2 separate regions of the Homo sapiens genome follow, and region 1 is linked to region 2. A link is an interaction called in ENCODE POLR2A ChIA-PET data of the cell type or tissue named here. Cell type or tissue: OCI-LY7. All regions are shown on one strand. Each heading gives the region's core, and the rest is flanking DNA. Links, peaks and the distances in the headings are about the cores only.

Region 1 (8,096 bases), core at 2,977-7,976, 210 kb before region 2:
CACCTACCTCAGCCTCCCAGAGTGCTGGGATTACAGGTGTGAGCCACAGCGCCCTGCCCAGTGATGATTCTTATTGAGTGATTTTTTTTTTCCTGTATGCAATTAATTTTTTTTGGCTGCTTTTACATTTTTCTCTTTATCTTTGGTTTTCAGAAATTTGACTCCGATATGCCTAGCAGAAGTTCCTTCGTGTTTATCCTGTTTGAAGTTTGTTGAGATTCTTGGATATGTGGATTGATATTTTAAATCAAATTTGAAATTTACAGTTACTATTTCTTCAAATATTGTTTTCTGCCCCATTTTTTTTATCCTCTCTGTTTGGGACTCCTGTTACATGTATTTTAGATTACGTAACATTGTTCCACAAATCACAGCGATTCTATTAATCTTGTTCACTCCCACTTCCCTTTGTACTTATGTTTGGAGAGTTCCTATTGGCCTGCCTTCAAGTTTACTGATGCTTTCTTTTGCAATGTATCTGCTGCTGTTAAGCCCATTCAGTGAATGTTACAATTTCAGATCTTTTATTTTTAAGTTCTACAAGTTCCATTCAGTTTATATATATATAATATATATATATATAGTGTCTATTTCTCCGTTGAGATTCCCCATCTGTTCACTTTTTACATATATATTCATTTTATTTATATATATATTTTACATATTTATTCATTTTACATATATTCATTTTATTCATATATATTCATTTTATAAGTCATGAACACATTTATAAGGGCTGTTTTAAAAATCGTGTTTGCTAATTCCCATATTTATATTATCTCTGGGTTTGTTTCTATTGACTTGGTGTTTCTCTTGGGTATTTTGTCACATTTTCCTGCTTCATATATCTAGAAATGTTTTACTATATTCCAAATATTGCTGACACATTATTGATCATTTGGATTATTTTGTCTTTATTTAAAGAGTGTTGGATTTTTTTCTGGCAGGTAGTTAATTTGCTGGTGGATCGGCTGAATCTTGTCTTGGCTTGGTTTTAAGCTTTGTTAACGTGGATCTGAAGTAGCTCTTACTCTAACGCTGTAGTAGCCCTATTCCTAAGGTGTGGACTTTTGAAATCTCCACTAAATTTTTGAATGTTCAGCAATGTCTCCCCACTTTGGCTGGTCAGAACTTCAATGTCTCCCAGCACGGTGCTGGGAGACATTGTGCTTTAGAATCTCCATTTAGCTCACAGCTCTCTAATAGTTGTTCTGTGTCAGGCCTTATGTAGTCTCCTCCTAAGCATAACCTGCTTAGTATTTGACCAAAAACTCTAGGGAACTCCATGTCAATCTTGGGACATACTTGTATGCATAGCTCTCTCTACTCTGGTACCCTGCCCTGCAAATTCCAGATTCCTCAGCAACCTTGAATTATTTTTATTTTTATTTTTTATTTTATTTATTTATTTATTTACTTATTTATTTTGAGCTGCAGTCTCACTCTGTCACCCAGGCTAGAGTGCAGTGGCACGACCTTGGCTCACTGCAACCTCCACTTCCTGGGTTCAAGCTATTCTCCTGCCTCAGCCTCCCGAGTAGCTGGGATTACAGGCAGCTGCCACCATGCCCAGCTAATTTTTTTGTATTTTTAGCAGAGATGAGGTTTCACCATGTTGGCCAGGCTGGTCTCAAACTCCTGGCCTCAAGCGATCTGCCCATCTTGGCCTGCCAAAGTGCCGGGATTACAGGTGTGAGGTACCACTCCCAGCCAGCAACCTTGCTTTCTGTTTTCTACTTTGTCCACCCAATGATAGAGCTTTCTGTTTGGGTTCTTCTTTCCCATACCTCAGTTTGGAAATGCTCCCAGGCAAAAATCCTAGGTAGAAATGGATCTTACCTTGTATGTTTTCATCCTCCCATGGATCTTAGCCTCGTGCCGTATTCTGCCCAAAGCCTGTTGTCAAAAGCCTGCCTGAAGTAAAACTGCTCCTTTACTTATTGTACCACCTCTGTAGTAGTCTGTAGCAAGGCGGTATGTCTGATGCCCATTATGCTACCACGGCAAAACTGCTAAATCTCTTTCTAGCTATGGAAATGTTACTTCTCAGAAGCCACCTCCAGCACCCCCACCCTGGCCTTATTGTACTTATCTTTATAATCTAATTGGCATCACAAGTTCATGTCTGAAACAGTCATTGACGAGGTGAGTGGAATCACCATGATTAATTTTGACTACATCAAGCTCCCGCTTGGGCTGGGGGAAGGGATTCCCCCTCCCTAAGCACATGCATGTCCAGGATCTGGGCATGATCAGGTTCCATTACTAAGGGAGAAGGGGACAATGAGTGTGGGTGGCTCAAGGGTCCTGCCTCCCTTGTCCTCTAACTTCTCAGTTTCCAGACCCCATCTCAGGAAGCCCAGCTCTGCTCTTATGTCGGTCCTCAGGAGTTTGTGTCTTCATTGTAACCTTCTGCACTGGGCTGAATTTGTCCCCTCAAAATTCATGTCCATCCAGGATCTATGAATGTGAGCTTATTTGGAAAAAGTGTCTTTGCAGGTGTAATCGGGTTAAGATGAGGGCACACTGGATTAGAGTGGCCCCGATCCAATGACTCGTCCTTATAAGAAGAGGAAAATGTGGGCACAAAAACATCCACAGAGGGAAGACAAAGCCAGACACAGGGAAGGTGGCCACGTGAAGACACAGGCAGAGGGTGGAATGAAGCACTGATAAGCCAATAAATGCCAAGGTCAGCCAGCAGCCACCAGAAGCTAGGGAAGAACATGGAGCAGATTTTTCCCTCCAAGTCTCCAGAAGGAACCAACCCTGCCACTACCTTGACTTTGGACTGCTGGGCTCCAGAACTGTAAGAGGAGACACTTCTGTTGTTTTAAGCCACCCATAGTTTGCAGTGCTTTGTTAGAGCAGTCCTAGGAGATGAATATACATTCCAATAACAGGCCATTTTGTTGAGCTGGTTTGAGCAGTTTTCTATCTCTTTGCTTAAAGCAAAGGAAAATCCTTCACCATCATGCTCCTCTTCCTCCTTCACCTTCTTTGGAAATTCCACTTCCTCCTGTCCTGTTAAGTCTGCACAATGCCCTCACCAGCCCTCCTTTTCTCTCACCAGGGACCAGCTTTTGCCCTTCACATGCCCTTGGCCCTCAGCCGCATGACCTCTATGGTTTATGTTGCAGACTCTGAGGGACATCTGTTCTGTCTTCTCCCAGTATCGGGGTCCCACTGTCAGCACCCAGAGAGTAGACAGACTGGTGTGTTACACAGTGTGTGATGGACCGGCACTGTGATGGTTAATTTTATGTCAACTTAACTGGGCTAAGGGATGCCCAGATAGCCGGGAGAATATTATTCTGGGAAGGCCTGTGAGGGTGTCTCTGGAGGAGGTTAGCATTTGAATCAGTAGTTTGGGAAGAGAAGATCCACCCCCACCCACGTGGGCAGTCATCTATCAACCCTTCGAGGGCCCAGAGAAAACACAAAAGCAGAGGAAGAGCAAACTCTGTCTCCCTCCTTGATCTGGGACATCCATCTTCTCCTGCCCTGACACTGGAGCTCCTGGTTCTCAGGAACTTCAGACTCCAGGACTTGCCCCAGCAGCACCAGGTTCTCAGGCCTTCAGCCTCAGACTAAGGGTTGTGCCACCAGTTCACCTGGATCTCAGACTTTCAGACTCAGACTGAATGACACCTCCAGCTTTCCACGTTGTCCAGCTGGCAGATGGGATATCATACGATTTCTCAGCCTCCATGATCATTGAGCCAATTCATCACCTGTATCAATATCAACATCTATATCTATATCATCTATTAATATATCTATGTCTATTTCTATACTATCCATTTCTGTCTGTCTATCCGACTGTCTATCCACCCATCCATCCATTTATCTATCTATCTATCCACTGTCTATCCATCTATTTGTCTATCTCTGTCTGTCTGTCTGTCTGTCTGTCTGTCTATCTATCTATCTATCTATCTATCTATCTATCTATCTATCTATATATCTCCTATTGATTCTGTTTCTCTGGAGAACCCTGACTAATGTGAGGCAACTATTGGGAGTGGTTTGGGGCTGCAGAAATCTGTGAATCTGAAGCCAGTCAACCAGATGGAGTCTGGAGAGGCCGAGCCCTCAGCGCCAGGGCCCTCTCCCACACTCCAGCTCCGCATTTGGAGCCAAGGCCCTTCATCTGCTAAATGCAAACCCAAAGTGAAGGGCCCCCGGGACCCAGGATTATGGACACTCAAAACTAATGCCAAATAAACAAGGCAAAATTATTTGTAATTACTCCTAAAGTCATTTACTTGTATCAGTAATTGACCTGTGCATTCTTTAATCTTTAATGCGCTTTTAAAATTCAGCCTCAGGGAGTCATCTTGCTTATTGACATTTGTCCTGGTGAGGACTCTGGAGGCATGAGGCTTTGGTTAAGATGTCTTAAAAAGAAATAACCAATTTAGGAAGCCATGACTTTCACACATCAGGGTAAGGAGGCACAGGGAGAGGGGCTGTAGCTGCCTGTGTTTTCCCTGGTCAGGACAACAATGGTAGTGACGACGATGATGATGATGGTGACGACGATGATGATGATGGTGACGACGATGATGATGATGATGGTGACGACGATGATGATGATGATGATGACGATGATGACGATGATGATGATGATGATGATGGCGGCACTAAGATTTATTGAAGAATCTGTATGACTTCAATTAATCCTCTTAAGGAAGCTTTAGAATAGGTGCTATTATGAGCTTCATTTTACTGGAGGAGACTATGGCATGGAGAAGCTACATACATTTCCTTAAGATACGCTTTGATTAGATACTGAAGGCAAACTCGACCTCACATCTGCAGAAGCCTCAAACCTTCATCCTACTGCCCCTGATAGGGTGGCCAACAACCACTGCCTTGCAAAGCGGCCGACTGAGGATGCCATACCTGCAGGTCACCTTGGGAAATTACCTGTCTCATCTGTGGTTTTCTTGTCTGCGGAATGGGCATCGTTTTTCACACGTTATTGCAGGTGGTGAGGACTACATGAGATTACACGAACGCGGCTGCTTTACAGACACAGCTCTCTTAGCTTCCTTCCATGCAAGACTGGAGCAAAGGATCTGAGCTGGGTGCAGATGGGGTTTTTCCCCCTCATCTTCTGAAGATGGAAATGTGGACAGACACTTTGCTAACTCTTTATTTTACCCCTTTGAGTGCTGCCAAAGCCAGTGTTTAGCATTGCGAAAGAAACCACACGGGGCTAGTTTGCTGCGGGAGTTATAAATCTCTCTTGGAACAGATTTGAAAACTGGTGACACAGAACAATTGCCCCTGGGGTCAGCAGCTGGGCCATTTGGGGGCCAGACACCACCTTTAGGATTCCCGGTGACGCCTCCCCTCCCATCCTGGTTCCAGGTTCTGCCACCAAGGGCAGGAGAATGCTGAGGAGCATTTCTGGAACCTCTAGACTTCCGACTCCCCCGCTCTGAAGGTGCACTTTGAGGAGGGCTGGACAGTGGAGGCTCCACCTAAGTGGTCCTCTGAGGCCTGAGGTCGGGTGAATTCTGGAGTCTCCAGACCTTACCCAAGAGCCCCTGTCTGTCCTCTTTCCCCATTAGTGTCCCCAGCGGGCCTTCCTGTCCACTGCCGCGGCTCCGTGGAGACCCACCCGGCCATCTCCAACCACATTGCTCCTGCTCCAACCCCAAAGCCCAAGCCCTCCTCCCCTCCCAGCCATGGGTGCTGACACCCCCACACTGTTCCTTCTAGCCTGAACCCTGGCACTTGCCTTTCTTTGGGGCCTCAGCTCTAATCAGGTGCAAGCTTTGCTAATCCTTCCTATGAGTGACCTCTTGTGCTCCTCCTCCCTCCTTCCTCCCTCCTCCATCTGAGATTCTGCATCAGCTCCATCCTAATCTCTAACTGGCCTCTGGATGAAGGAGCCCAGGTGAGCCCCTCCATTTGCTGACCTCCCCCTCCCCGCTGTGGGCCCTGCAACCTCCTTGAGCTGGTCCCCACCCACCCACATCTTCTTCTTCACACTCCCCAGCACTCAGCACACCCCAGCCAAAGCCACGTTGTCACTAAGCCAGACCATGTCACACCCAGCCCAGGCTCCTGCCTTTTGGGTGTAATTTCACAGTTGACATCCTCTGCTTTATTTCGAGCCGAGCTGAGCTTTATTTCGAGCTGAGCTGCCCCTTCAGCTCTCAGCCAGTTTCCTGCATTTGCAGCCCTGGCTTCTGGGTACCTCACCAACCTGCCACACTCCCTGGGCCGTCCGCAAGAACCCAGCCCCGTGCCCCCTTCCTGGAATTCCTCAGGAGCATGGAGTCTGTTTCACATCGGCCACTTTCTGGCGTGTCTTAGACCAGCCGCCTGATTCCCTTTCCCGGACGGCGAGCGCCAGGAATGTGCCATCCGCATTCCACTTTATCTTGTATCTCCCTGGGCTCCCAGCCCCGCGCCGGGCGAAGAGCCGGCACTCAATCAACGCCTGCCTAATGAATTGGCTGAATAAATTAATTTGGGGTTCATTTTCCCGGCCCCCTGCTTGGATGGGGAGGCTGCCTCCCTGACCTGTGGGGTGAGGCCCCTGAGGGCGGGACAGGACTGTGCACTGCCTAGTACATTAAACCGGGTCTCAGATTCCATTAAATCGAGGGGGAGGGAGTGCCTGCCGAGGAGGCTCACCCCAGAGGCCCTGCACGCGGCTCGGGCTGTTTAAGGAGGTTAAAACGAGAGGAGAAGGCTCTACAGCTAATTGTCCTTGTGCGTTAATCACAGTGTGCTGCGGGGGCGCCTGTTAGAATGTGTTAATTTGGTAATTACCGAGGAGGGGGAGGCTGCTCTGTAACCCTCGGCCTTTGTCATTATTTTTTAACTGAAATATGAAATGGAAATGGAAAGAGTGAGAAATTCCAGCCAGGATTTAAACCCAGATAGTGGAAATTCCCATCAGTTCACGTCCTCCTCTGCCGCTGCTGGAATGCCCCACGCAGGTGTCTCGTCTTCGTTTCTGCCCAGCCTAGATGTCTTTGCCCCCTTTTGAGCTTCCGGGTCCCAACACTGAGAGGGGCTCTGTCACCTTCTGTTTCTTGGAGAGACAGGAATGGCGGCCACACTTTATGACAGATATCATAATAGCCCAAAGATTCCAGACCCCGGGGCTCAAGCCCTCCTCCTTGCAGGTCTGGCCTGTATCCCCCACGGCCTTCGTTAATGGGCTGGGGGCTCCCCACTCCCCCAGATGGAATCTTCTCATCTCCCTGCTCAGGCAAGGCTTCTTTTTGCCTGTTGCACTAACTATGGTCCTTGATTTCATCTCTCTCCTCCCTGTTTCCCCACCCCAATCACAGCTCAGATACCAAGTATGCTGGGAACAACCAAGACCCAGGGGGCCGCTTGCTGCTAGCTTATTGTTTGCGGAGTCTTAAATGTGCATAACAGCTGTGCACAGTGTTGCAGAGCCATGCACGAAGCGGACATTGCAACCAACCAGGACTGGGAATTCCATCTTCTCTGCTTTCAAGAGCTCAGGCCTGATTGGTGGTCCTACCTCCCAACTATCTCTGGAATCTCTGCTTTTCTCCTAATTCCATTGCTGCAAAGAGTCTAGATGAAGACTTTGAACTTTTGCCTGGACACCTCCAGTATCCTGATGAAGTCGTTCCCTTCAGCCAGGCTCTGTTTCCTCTGAGCCTGGGTGGAAACAAACAGAGCCTGGTCACCCAAGGACATGAGTATTGGGAACACGGACTCGGATGAAAATCCCAAAAAAAGCCAAAGTCCTCCCAGCGGCCCTCATCCTCAGTGATCAGGCCCCGTTGCTGCTCGGACCTCTCTCTCTCTGCTCCGGCCCCGCTGCCTGCTCTGCTGCACTGGGCTTGTGGGGCTGGGGTGGCTCTGGACACTGGGATATTTTTATTTAACTCCCAAGGCAATTCTAACGTGCAGCCGGGTGGACAGCCAGGATCTCCAGGAGAAGTTCACGTCCTTCTCTGCCGCATCTCTAACCCGGCCTGGGTCTATGGCCCCGGCTCCTCTCCCTCCCCTCCCCATCTTCTTCTCTCCTCCCAGCCCCCCACGCTTAAATCACATCAAACCTCAGCCCGTTCTCTTTTCACCCCTCT
Region 2 (11,326 bases), core at 3,146-8,145:
TGGAGAACAGAAATCATCAAAGTGTGGCAGGAACACAGAGGGGGACGAGACCAAGACAGAGGGATGCAGTGAAGCCGGGGAGGAGGGGGCTTCAAGAAGGGGCAGGTCAGCTACATCATGTGGCCAGAGAGCTCAGTTCAGATGAGGCCCCAAATGGCCCACTTGATGTGGTACTTGACATGTCAGCAGGCAACCAGGAGAACACAGCAAAAGTGACATTATGCCAGTTCTGGGTCCAGTCTTGAAGACTGGCACATTTCACTTCCTCTTTCTTAAAATGTGCTCTCTTGGGGCCCTCCCTCTCAGACCCAGGCACCCATGCTGTGAGAATCCCAGCCTAGGATACGTGTAGCCTCTCCAGTCAACAGCCCTGGTGGAGTGGCCAGCCCAGAGTGAGTCAGCATCAAATGCCAGATGTGAGTGATACATCTTGGGGACTCTGACTTAGTCATGTTTGTTTATGACTGAAGCCCCATCCAGAAGAACCTCCCAGCTGAGCCCAGTCAACTCATAAACTCATGAAATAACAAAATGGTTGGTTTTCACAAGCCAAAAAAAAAATGTGTCATCAGAGATTCCACCAGAACAACTTTAATGGCTTGATGGGGATAGACCCCTAACCAAGAGGGATAAAGCATGAACAAGCATGTGTATTGTGTGCACATAGGCATGTGTGCAGGGAGGAGAGACAGTGTTTAGAAGGGCTTCGTTGAGGAACTTGACTTTGGAAGGATTGCTCATTTCCCTTCACTATTTAAAAGGTCCCATCTTTGCCAGGTCTCAGGCAAATTTCCTACCAGGAAAAGCCCACCCACAGCTTGAGAAAGCGGCTTCATCAAAGATCTTGACCCTGTGATCAAGCAGTCTCAGAGCCTTAGGCAGGGAGCAGCAGCCTCAGGCCCCAGTCCCAGCCCTTCTACTTAAATTATTGGGTCTCAGTTGGAAACAGTGGCTCACGACTATAATCCCAGCACTTTGGGAGGCTAAGGCAGGTGGATCGCTTGAGGTCAGGAGTTCAAGTCCAGCCTGGTCAACATGGTGAAACCCTGTCTCTACTAAAAATACAAAAATTAGCCAGGCATGGTGGCACACGCCTGTAATCCCAGCTACTCGGAAGGTTGAGGCATGAGAATCACTTGAACCAGAAAGGTGGAGATTTCAGCGAGCTGAGATCGCACCACTGCACTCCAGCCTGGGTGACAAAGCGAGACTCTGTCTCAAAAAAAAAAAAAAAAAATTGGGTCTCAATTTCCTCCTCTCCAATGCAGGGTTAATGGCACTTCGCCTGCCAATTTCTCAGGGCCATTGCTGGAAAGAAATAAAATGAAGGATATAAAAACTATCAAGGCAAAGGCTAATGTAAAAGATTCTTCTGATTCCTACTCAAAGGGAGGAGGAGGTTGAGGGAGGAGGAGGTTGAGGTCCAACCAGAAGCTGGCGGCCTCCTGAAGTTTCGACAGCACACTTCTCTAAAAGCAAGCTTAGGAAGATCAAGGCACCCACAGGGCTTTGAATCTCACTAGCAACCTCTGGCAACCCTTCCATTCTGCTCAGATTGACATTGTGCTAAAGAGCCTGCCTTTGGCCCCTTTGAGGGCTTCTTGGATTTGCAGGGAAAGTTAGGGACTGCTTCTGTGACCAAAATCAGAAGCCATTTCTACAGCACCTGCTAGAAGAGCTGGCTTCCCTCTCTGTCTAACATAATCCCATTTTCTGCCTCCAACATCTATGGCTTGAAATCTGTGCTGCCTTATGGCATGGAGGAGAGAGCACCAGAAAATGAGCCTAAAAAGTCAGAAGTTCAAAAAAGAGAAACAGAAAACATTAGCACCTTTATCCTACTGACCTGCAGGCAGCATCCTGCACCAGGACTGTGAGGAAGCCAAGAGAAGCCGAGAGCAGGCATAAGATGCAAAACAGAGTAAAATAAATAAAAGTCACGCATCGTGTTAGGGAGAGGGTCCACGTGGCCGACCAATGGCAGCAGACAGCCCCTCCTGACAGCTGCAGCTTTAGGGGGCCTTCAGAGTGGTTTCCATGGCACCCGTGCCTTCATAATCCTCACCCAAGCGGCTCTCCTTCAGCTCACCTTGCGTCACCAAGCTGGAGGAGAAATGAAGTAAGTGTGACAAATATGCTGATATCCAGAGAGAAAGAGAAGGTGGGGGAAGGAGGGAGGCAAGCCCAGGGGCTTCCTCCAGGGCAAGTGGCTGGGGTCCCTGCCTGGGGCTCTGAGGGCATTTCTGGGGGACCAGGCCTAACCAAACTCTGATTTAGAAAAATCCAGGGACTCAAATACCCAAACAGTTTGGAGAGAAAGGTGATCTGAGCTCCTGTGGGCAGATGGTCGGGCCTTACACAGCAGGTCCCTGGGAACACAGAACCCTGGGGCACCAGGCTCCATGGCCACCACGGTCAGGTCTTATTGTGCTCACTCCCCTCCAGGCCCCTGGCAGAAAGTTCAGCCTTTATCTCCACGCTGGCATATAAGCTGTGTGGCCTGCATTCACCGTGTGACCTCGCAAAGCCTGTGCTCATCTCTCTGAAAAAATACTGGGTTGTCCTGAATATTGAAAATCCTATATTTAGATGTTCCCAGCTCATGCCTAGGACATAGAAGGATTGCAGACAGCTGCAGATTTTTAATATACCCATTTCGTTGAAGTACAATTCACATGCAATAAAACTCACTAATTTTAAGTATACCATTTGATGGATTTCAACATGTATATGTAGTCATGGAGCCACCACCCAATCGAGATAGAGAATGTCTCTATGATGCAGAAAAGTCCCTCCTGGCCCTCTGCAGTCAATCTTCTCCCCCCATCTTGGCCCCAAGCAACCACTGATGGATTTTCTGTCCCTAAAGCTCTGCCTTTTCCAGAATGTCATATATACAGAGGCCTCTGTGTCTGGCTTCCTTCACTTCGCACAATGCTTTCAAGGCTCACCCACATTGCTGCATGTACCAGTAGCTCCTTCCTTTTCCCTGCTGGATAGCATTCCATCCTTTGGATTAAACAGAAACTTTCTTGCGTGTGTGTGTGTGTATGTGTATGAGACTGGGTCTTGCTCTGTTGCCCAGACTGGAGTGTAGTGGCCTGATCATAGCTCACTGCAGCCTCGGCCTCCTAGACTCAAGCAATCCTGTTGCATCAGCCTCCCGAGTAGCTGGGACTGCAGGTGTGCACCACCATGCCCAGCTAAATTTTTTTATTTATTGTATTTTATTTCCTGTTTTTTTCTTGTTTTTTTTTTTTTTTTTTTTTTAGAGATGGGGTCTCACTATGTTGCCCATGCTGGTCTCAAACTCCTAGGCTAAAGCAATCTTCCTACCTTGGCCTCTCTAAGTGCTGGGATTAAAGCCGTGAGCCACTGCACCCAGTCAATAATAACTTTTTAAATATTTGATTATGTTTAATGATACTTGAAGTCCACCCTGAGTCCTGTTCCCCTTTGTAATACTCTGCTGTTTCTTCTTGGGTTCATCTCAGAGGTATCATCATGGTCACACCTTCCTGGCATGTTCCTGAGCTTTTATCTTCACGCAGACCCAGTAGTACCTGCTGGTGGGGAGAGGGGTAGGGAAGGGGTGGGGGTCGCCCACCCAACCCAGGCTCACCCCCAATCCCATGTGAAACTGCGCCCACCCGCCATGGCTGCACCCATGGGTGTCACCAGTGGGACAACAGTGCAGGCGTGGCCTTGCTGTAGCATGCCTGGTCCACCTAATGCTTTCCCAGCCCCTGCCTGACCTTTGCCAAATCTGTCCTTTCTTTCTCAGCCCTAGAGCCCCACAGAGAAGGTGGCGTGGAAGGTCCCCACAAAAGAATCCAGCCCTTCTCCATCCACTGATTTCTTTTCTTTCATTCATTCAACAAGAAATTATTGACGGGCTTCCTGTGCCAGGCACAGGCCAGGGGCTGGGTGGCAGGCAGAGGGGCAGCCTCCAGGGCCGCAGGGCCCAGCCAGGCCCACCTCCATCACCTCTCCTTCCCCGCCCCAGACTTGGCCCAATAGGCAGGACTGAAACGAAACCTCGCCCCTCCAGCATCCTCCAATTTCTTGCTCTTAGTTCAGACCCTGCACAGCAGCAGGCAATTGAAAAGGACTTCCGGATACCCGCTCACACTTTCATCCTTCTTTTCTCTCTGCCTTTTTTCATCTTCTTTTTAAAAATGCTCTTTAATAGTGGGAAAGTTAGCATGAAAAGGAGAGAAAATGAGGCTTGAAAAGAATGTGTCTGATGTGCAGCAATTTGTTCACCTGCGAGAGGTTCTTCCCCTCCTGAACCTCGCTGCTGGGGGGCCCAGCGCTGCCGGGCGGCAGGAGGCGGGAGGCGGCTGGGAAGCTAGAGGAGGCCCGCTCTTCTGCCCTTCTGAAAGCAGAGGCAGGAGGTGGGTCAAGGTAAGAGATTGGCCTCATGACAGCAAGTAAAGTCAGGGTCGTAGGAGACCAGGGTCACCTGCCATGTCCCTCTGGCATCTGTTGGAGCCACAATAGGGACCTGGAGAATTGTTCACCATAAGGCATTTCCTTTCCTGTCTTAAGGCAAGAGCCTGGTGTCCTGTGTGGTGGGGAAAGGGGGCCTAGAGTCAGGGAATGGGGTCCCAGCAGGGCAGGTTCAGGGCCTGGTCACCCCAGGACTCAGACCACCATTTCTTCCTCCCTCCTACTTGGGCTCCAGCCACATGCCCCACTGACCTCTGGAAGAGCCAGTCAGATCCCAGCGAAGGATCCTTCCCCGAGGATCCCAGCTGGGCTTAGGGTTTCAAGAAAGCCTCAACTGGCCTCCATCCACTCTGCGCTGGACTGAACCAGCTGCCCCCTCCCCTTACTCAATGAGAAAGCTCAGGACCCACATGCAAGACAGAGCCTGCAAGAGAAGACCCCCGTCGAGCTCCTTTCCTGCAAAGGAGACCATTCTTTGGCTCCTATCATGAGAGGCAGGGAGGCAGGGAGGCAGGGAGGCAGGGAGGCAGGGCCAAAGTACCCACAGGGCAGGTGCTGCTAGAGCTTGTTTCCCTGGGAAATGACAGAGGGGTACGACGCCAGCGAGCCTGGAGTCTTGACAGGCTGGACGGCCCAATGATTAGACAGTGGGCTCTGGGCCAGCCTGCCTGGGTTCAGATAAAATCAGATCAAATCCATTTGCTGCTTATTAGCTGTGTGGCCAGGACTGGAACCAGACAGAAACTGGGGGTGATTATAGCGGTGCCTCTCTGAGTCATTGTATAAGTTACCACCCATAATGCTCTTGGGATGGTACTTGGCACACAGTAGGTGCACGGAGAAGGCTGGTGTCCCGAGCTCAGCATCATTATTCAGCCAGACCCTCCCCAGCATAGTAGCGCCCACCCCGCTGGCAGGATAGGAGGATGGAGGATGGGTACTTCCCCCCTCCCCTTCCACCTGGGGCAGGGAGAATCTGCCAGGAGTGCCCCGTCCCTGAGCTCCAGCCTCCCCCACCACCCCCAGTGACAAAGACAGAGCTGGAGCTGGGCTGGGTAGCAAAAGCTGCAGACAGGGGGCTGGGCTGATACCTCAGGGTTGCCCCCACACTGCACAACTCTGGGGATGCCATTTACATCAACAGCCCATGGTGGCCCCTGCCCAGGGCCAAGGCACAAGCTCTGGAGGAGACAGGCCAGGGTTCCCTGAGATGCCGTTTGCCCACCAAAGGCTGCTTCAAAGCCCCAAAGAATAAGCCTGACAAGGCAGAGACAGAAGCATGGGCTGAGAAGGGCCTGGGAGCCCGATTTGCCGGTGGGCCCAGCCTGGGGGGACGTGGGTTTTCCCTTCTCCTGGAGCACAGTGGCCTAGTTTTGTCCTGGAGACTGAAAAGACAGACCCAGCGAAAAGCTTCATGCTGTCCCTCCCTCAAAGCCATCTCACGCCCACACATCTCCACACCCCTCCCCAGAGGCCAGAGCTGCGGGAACCCCAGTGAGAGTGTGGTTTCCTCTCAGCCTCGCCCCTCAGAGACTTCCGCTCAGCAGCAGCTGCGGCCAGGCCAGCTCGAGGCGAGACATCAGCCAGTCCTTGTGAAACCTCCCTGCACGGTGGAGACAGACAGAGACAGGGCACCAGGCCAGGCCCCTTCCAGTGGAGGGGGCAGCAAGTGAGCAGGGGCGGTCAGAGGGGTGGGAATCACAGGGGAGAACAGTGACTAGGGAGAGTGATAGAGAAGTGTGTGCCACTGCTGTGTGCATGTGCAAATGTGCATGTATGCACATAGGTATGTGTGCTGCACGCTCAAGTGTGTAGTATGTGTGCAAGTGTGTAGGTGGGTGTGTGCAAATGTGTGAGCAAGCACAGCTGTGTGCAAATGTGTAAGTGTGCACTGTATAGGCACAAACGGATATGTGTCAGTGTACAAGTGCTGCTTGTGCAAGTTTGTGGCTGTGTGTGCAAATGTATGCGAGTGTGTCTGTGCCTGTATGCAAATGGGTGTATGCAAGTGTGCAGGTGTGTCACACAAGTGCAAGGGTGCATTTCTGCAAATGCACATGTGTGCAAGTGTGTGGACATGCGTGCAAATGGGTGCTAGTGCACAGGTGTGTGGGTGTGCAAGTGGATGCAAACGCATATATGTGCACATGTGTTCAATGCATGTGTGTGCAACTGTGCACATGTGTGCAAGTGTGTGTGTGTGAGTGCCCTGGAAAAGAGAGAGGGAGAGGAGGAGGGAAGGAAGAGCAGAAAAATACCTATGGTAAAAGCCAGCACTGCCCAGCAGACATGTCCAATGGAGAGCACCAAGAGGCAGAAACAGCCTCTCTTTGTTCCTGTCTCAGTAGCGGGCATAGTAGCAGTACAATGACTTGTGCTGCCTGCCTGGCAGATCACACAGGTCACAGATGCCTCCTCGTCACAGGATGTGGTCGCTGCACCCTGTCCTAACTCCAGTCCTTTCCCTCACCTTCACCAGCTAACCCCTTCCCTCCAAACCCCCTCCCCTGATTGCTGTCAAGGTCAGCAGGCCCCGCCCCATCCATGAGCGAGCCAAGGGTAGTATCTGCTCAATGCCGTCACTCCGTGTGGGCCAGCTTCTCCTCGCCCAGGAACAAGGGGATTTCCTGACTGTCTCTTTAGGCAGGGTGACGTAAGCTGTTTTGCTAGTGTAGAGCCAAAGAGCCTTCCAGGCCTTCATTTATCTAGATGTGGAGTCCTTTGGGAATGAGCATAGCAGGCTTGTTCCTGCCCAGCATCTTGGAAGATCTCGGACTAGTGCTCCCTGCAGATGATTGGGACCTAAGAAACAGAGCCCTGCAGAAGGACTGGCAAGACCACATGTCCCGGGGTGGCCAGTGTTTCCAGCAGTGACACTTGGGATTGAAACCAACCTTTGCAGAGCGAGAGACCCCACAGTACCAGCTGTGCCACTGACTGGGAAGTGCCCAGCCTTGGCCCTAGAGTGGGAAAATGGCCTGGACATGAAATGTGTGGGGACCTGACACCTGTGCTGGCCCCTGCAGCAGAGGCAGAGGCCCAGGCAGGCGGGGACCTGCTTTTCCCAGGGCTCTCCAGGGAGTCCCTGCACAGCCCTCAAGAGCCTGCCCTGCGTTATCATCCTCAAGGTCAAGAAACTTCCTTGGGGGAGTCTCCAGAGACAGGCAGCCTGGCCATGCCCTGGCGGACCCACCCACTCTACTCCAGGACCTCCGGATTTGGTCTGGGAGTCTCGGCACAGGGGAGTCTGCCATCGAACCAGCCACCTGCATCAGAGCCGGGTCCACCTCCTCCGTCCCGCTGTGGCTCTTTGAGCCTCAGTTTCTTCATCTGTAAGGTGGGAGGTGAGGATGACCAATTCAGTGTCTGGTGAAGACAAAATTTATCCCCTTGTCCAGGGCTGGCCTGGAGCAGACCCTCCCCTTCCTCCTCATCTCGGCCCCAGGACAAGCATGGCTTCCCTCCCTAGCCTTCCTCCCTTGGAGCTCCAGGCACTGAGGACTCCTGGCAGATCTCATTCATCTCTCTCTCTCTCCCTCTCTCCCTCTCTCTCTCTCCCCGACCCCCCCCCCCCCGCCAGAAAGCCACGTAGATATCCCTCTCTCCTGGAAAACTTTCCTGCCCCCAAGCCCCGGTGGGGTGCCTCTCCTACGGCCTTGCATGTATCCCAAACTTTCCCTACCTTCCCATCAATCGTGGTGAGCTGGAATTACCTGATAATCTACCTGCCTCTCTCTTGGACTACAGTCCCCTTGAGAGTGAGACTGGGTCCAGTAGACTGTTGTCTGCCCAGTGCCCAGCACAGGGTAGATGTCCATGAAATATACATGGACCAGTGACCGACTGAGATTGAGACTTGACTGGAAGCATCTTCCAAATGGCTGCTGGGAGAGCAGCCCATCCGGCACCCCAGCTCATGCCCCATCCCCCACTCCTCCAGCTCCTCTCCTCCCAAGTCCCTGCCGTCACAGCCAAGCTCGCGCTCCAAGGCAGCTCTGCCATCATCTGATGCAGACTCGTCAGCTGTTGCCATGGAGACCAGCCAGCAGTGAGCTCTGTGCCCTCCTGCTGCAGGGGCCGAGCAGAGCATGGGGGCACCCTGAAGCGTGCAGAGAGAACCCATCAAGGAGGAGGCGGGGGGAACGCGTGGCTCTGCATCCAGGCAAACCTGGAGTTGGGCCCCATCTGCCCCTACTCTCCTTCCTACACCTGTGACACCTCAGGCAAGTTGCTTCATCTCCCTGAGCCTCCCGTGAAATGCAGAAGATCCCAGCCACCCACTGTTATTGAAGGATGGGATCGACCCATTAGGGCATGGAGCTGTCTCTGTGTCATTTTGGTGTGCCAACCCCTGCCTTGGCTTTCTGGGGGCTGTTTTGAGTGTTCTCTCCCCTTGAACTTTGTGTCCAACTCTCCCCACCTCAACTCAGATGAGGCTGAAGGAAGGAGAGATTCCATTCCTACAATAGCACAAAAAGATTTTCTGTGACATTTGAAAACAAGAAGAAGCCTACAGGTTTGTTAACCAAATTTTGAACTTGGTCTGGCTCTGAGGGCTACTAATGTGGGGGCCACATTGGTTGCTTCCTGCAGTGAGCTAAGGGCTATGGGCAACTCTGCTCATGAAGAGCTTAAGGTGGCATCTCACTTGCAGGACAGCCTCCAGGTCTCACTGGAGTCAGGGAAAGTGATGGTTGTCCTATCTCCTTGTTGCTTTAAATGGTAGCTATCTCTGAAGATGGCTGAATGTCCCTGTGCCCACTGGGGACTTTGGGAACAGAAACATGCCAAGATGCTACAACCGGCCCTGGGCACAAAGCCACCTCTCCAGCTTTCCATGCCCAGCATTAGTCCTGGCATGGAGCTGAACACCTGTGTCTGAGGCAGGCCTAGGCCCTGATGCAAAATGTACCACCCACCTCCTTCTGCCAAATGTCAACTCGACCCAGCTGCAAGGCAGAGAAAACTTGGCAGTGTTCCCAAAGGGGACAGGAGATTGTCTCTTTTGTTAAATGAATGGATGGATGGATGGAGGATGGATGGATAGATAGATAGATGGGTGGATGGGTGAAAGGGTGGGTGGATAGGTGGTTGGATGGATGGGTGGATGATTGGATGGATGGGTGGATGGATGGGTGGGTGGGTGGGTGGTGAATGGGTGGGTGGGTAGATAACTGGATGGGTGGATGGGTGGTTGAATCGGTGGATGACTAGGTGAAAGAATGGATGAATGGATGGGTGGGTGGATGAATGGATGGGTGGGTGGGTAGGTGGATGGATGGATGGGTGAGTGGGTGGATGGATGGATGGGCGGGTGGGTGGATGGATAGGTGGGTGGGTGGATGATTGGAGACAGGAAAGAAAGAGAGAGAGAGAGAGAGAAAGGGAGGGAGGGAGGGAAGGAGGGAGGGAGGGAGGAAAGAAAGAAGGGAAGGAAGGAAGGAAGGAAGGAAGGAAGGAAGGAAGGAAGGAAGGAAGGAGAGAGACAGAAAGAGAGAGAGAAAGAAAAGAAAGAGAGAGAGAAGGAAGGGAGGAAGGAAGGAAGGGAGGGAGGGAGGGAGAGAGGAAGGAAGGAAAGAAGGAAGGAAGGAGAGAGAAAGAGAGAGAGAGAAAGAAAAAGAAAGAAAGAAAGACACAAAGAGAGAGAGAAGGAAGGGAGAAAGGAAAGAAGGAAGGAAGGAAGACAGACAAAGTGAGGAAGATTGCACCAGGATTGCCTCAGATGGGTCTTGCTATGAATAAAATTCAATAATACCAAGAAGAGCTTTACAAAAAGAGAGAGAGAGATAAGGTCAAAGAGACTTTTATGTGCTTCATGAATGAAGAACACTAAGGAGAAACGTTCCAGAAAATTTAGAGGAAAAAAAAAGTGGCTGAACATAAATTTTTGGTGAGGATAATAAAAATAAATAATGCCATAAACTCTTAGAAAACCTGGTGGTTTTCCTTCAAGGGCTTCAGTTAACTCCAGAGTGAGCTGTGAGCTGTGTCCAATTCCGTCATTTCACGGAGCAGGACACTGAGCCACGGGCCATTGAGACTTGCGTGTAATGCGGAGCTGGCGAAACACAACAGTGAGGTGTTTATTGGAGAATTTTGAATATGACTAAGTCCTTCTTTACAGAGCTTAGCATTTTCATCGTCTGTTTTAGGATGAGAGAACAGCATCAGCAGCATTCGGCACGATTGACAGGTTGTGTTTGCTCTTTGCTTATACCTCCTAAAAAGTGGACTGTCTTGGAAGTTTTATTGTAGTTCCCCTCGAAGCAGCCGCAGGTGCTCACTGGCTCACTGACAGCGAGGAGGTGATGCAATGGGCGCAGTCATTCCTCACTGCCATCGGCGTGTGCAGCTTGGGGAAGCACCACAGCACCGGGCGTGGCTCAGTTGACCAGCTGAAGGTTCCAGATCATGGAGGCAGAGAGGAGAAGCTGGCGACAGAGGGCAAGGCGGGATCTGTGGAGGCTCTTCCTCTGCCACTGTGGAACCCTGAGCCAGCCCCCTGCCTCGGGCCTGTCTATATTCCCACAGAGATGTGGAGAGCTGTTATGTGTAGCTAGATGGGTTCTAACGTGTCTCCCAGGGCTGGTATTTGGAAGAAATAATAAAGAGGAAAAAGACATTGCTGATGGATCCCAGTGGATCATGCCTGAGGTTTGGGAGCAGCCCCGGTCTTCCTTATTGAGTCTGTGTGATCTAAGTTTCCCCTCCTGTGACCTGCAGCTTCCTCCCACAGAGCTTTGCAAACTGTTTTGGCATTAGGATCCTTCTGGGAAATAGCACCTTACTCAAGACCCCAAAATATGACACAGATTAAAAAGGAGGCATGTCGTTCTGGGTGGGACGTGGGCTGCCCTACCTGACACCCTGCCTG

Evidence for each region. ChIA-PET counts read pairs that join two places held together with the same protein. Peaks named below come from ENCODE experiments on the same cell type or tissue, not always from the same donor. Only the 100,000 strongest peaks of a DNase experiment are listed, where the experiment ranks them.
Region 1: POLR2A ChIA-PET joins it to region 2 with 7 read pairs; 4 of 35 experiments call an interaction of 5 or more read pairs at or near these places.

The regions. Positions count from the first base shown.
Region 1 is chr17:77,669,981-77,678,076 of GRCh38, forward strand. LOC107985079 (a long non-coding RNA gene) reads left to right here. Exons shown (of 2, transcript XR_001753032.2): 2 at 7,323-8,096. Among named protein-coding and RNA genes, the nearest start is that of LINC01987, 55 kb to the right of the region's middle. In OCI-LY7, for the core only: no CTCF peak of the experiment used is centred there; no DNase peak of the experiment used is centred there.
Region 2 is chr17:77,875,757-77,887,082 of GRCh38, forward strand. LINC01973 (long intergenic non-protein coding RNA 1973) reads right to left here and starts at 8,331. Exons shown (of 2, transcript NR_028337.1): 1 at 8,166-8,331; 2 at 3,245-7,782. RefSeq lists a silencer at 328-513 and an enhancer at 6,809-7,168. In OCI-LY7, for the core only: no CTCF peak of the experiment used is centred there; DNase peaks (open chromatin) are centred at 5,975 and 6,845; H3K4me3 peaks cover 1,970 bases; H3K27ac peaks cover 2,039 bases.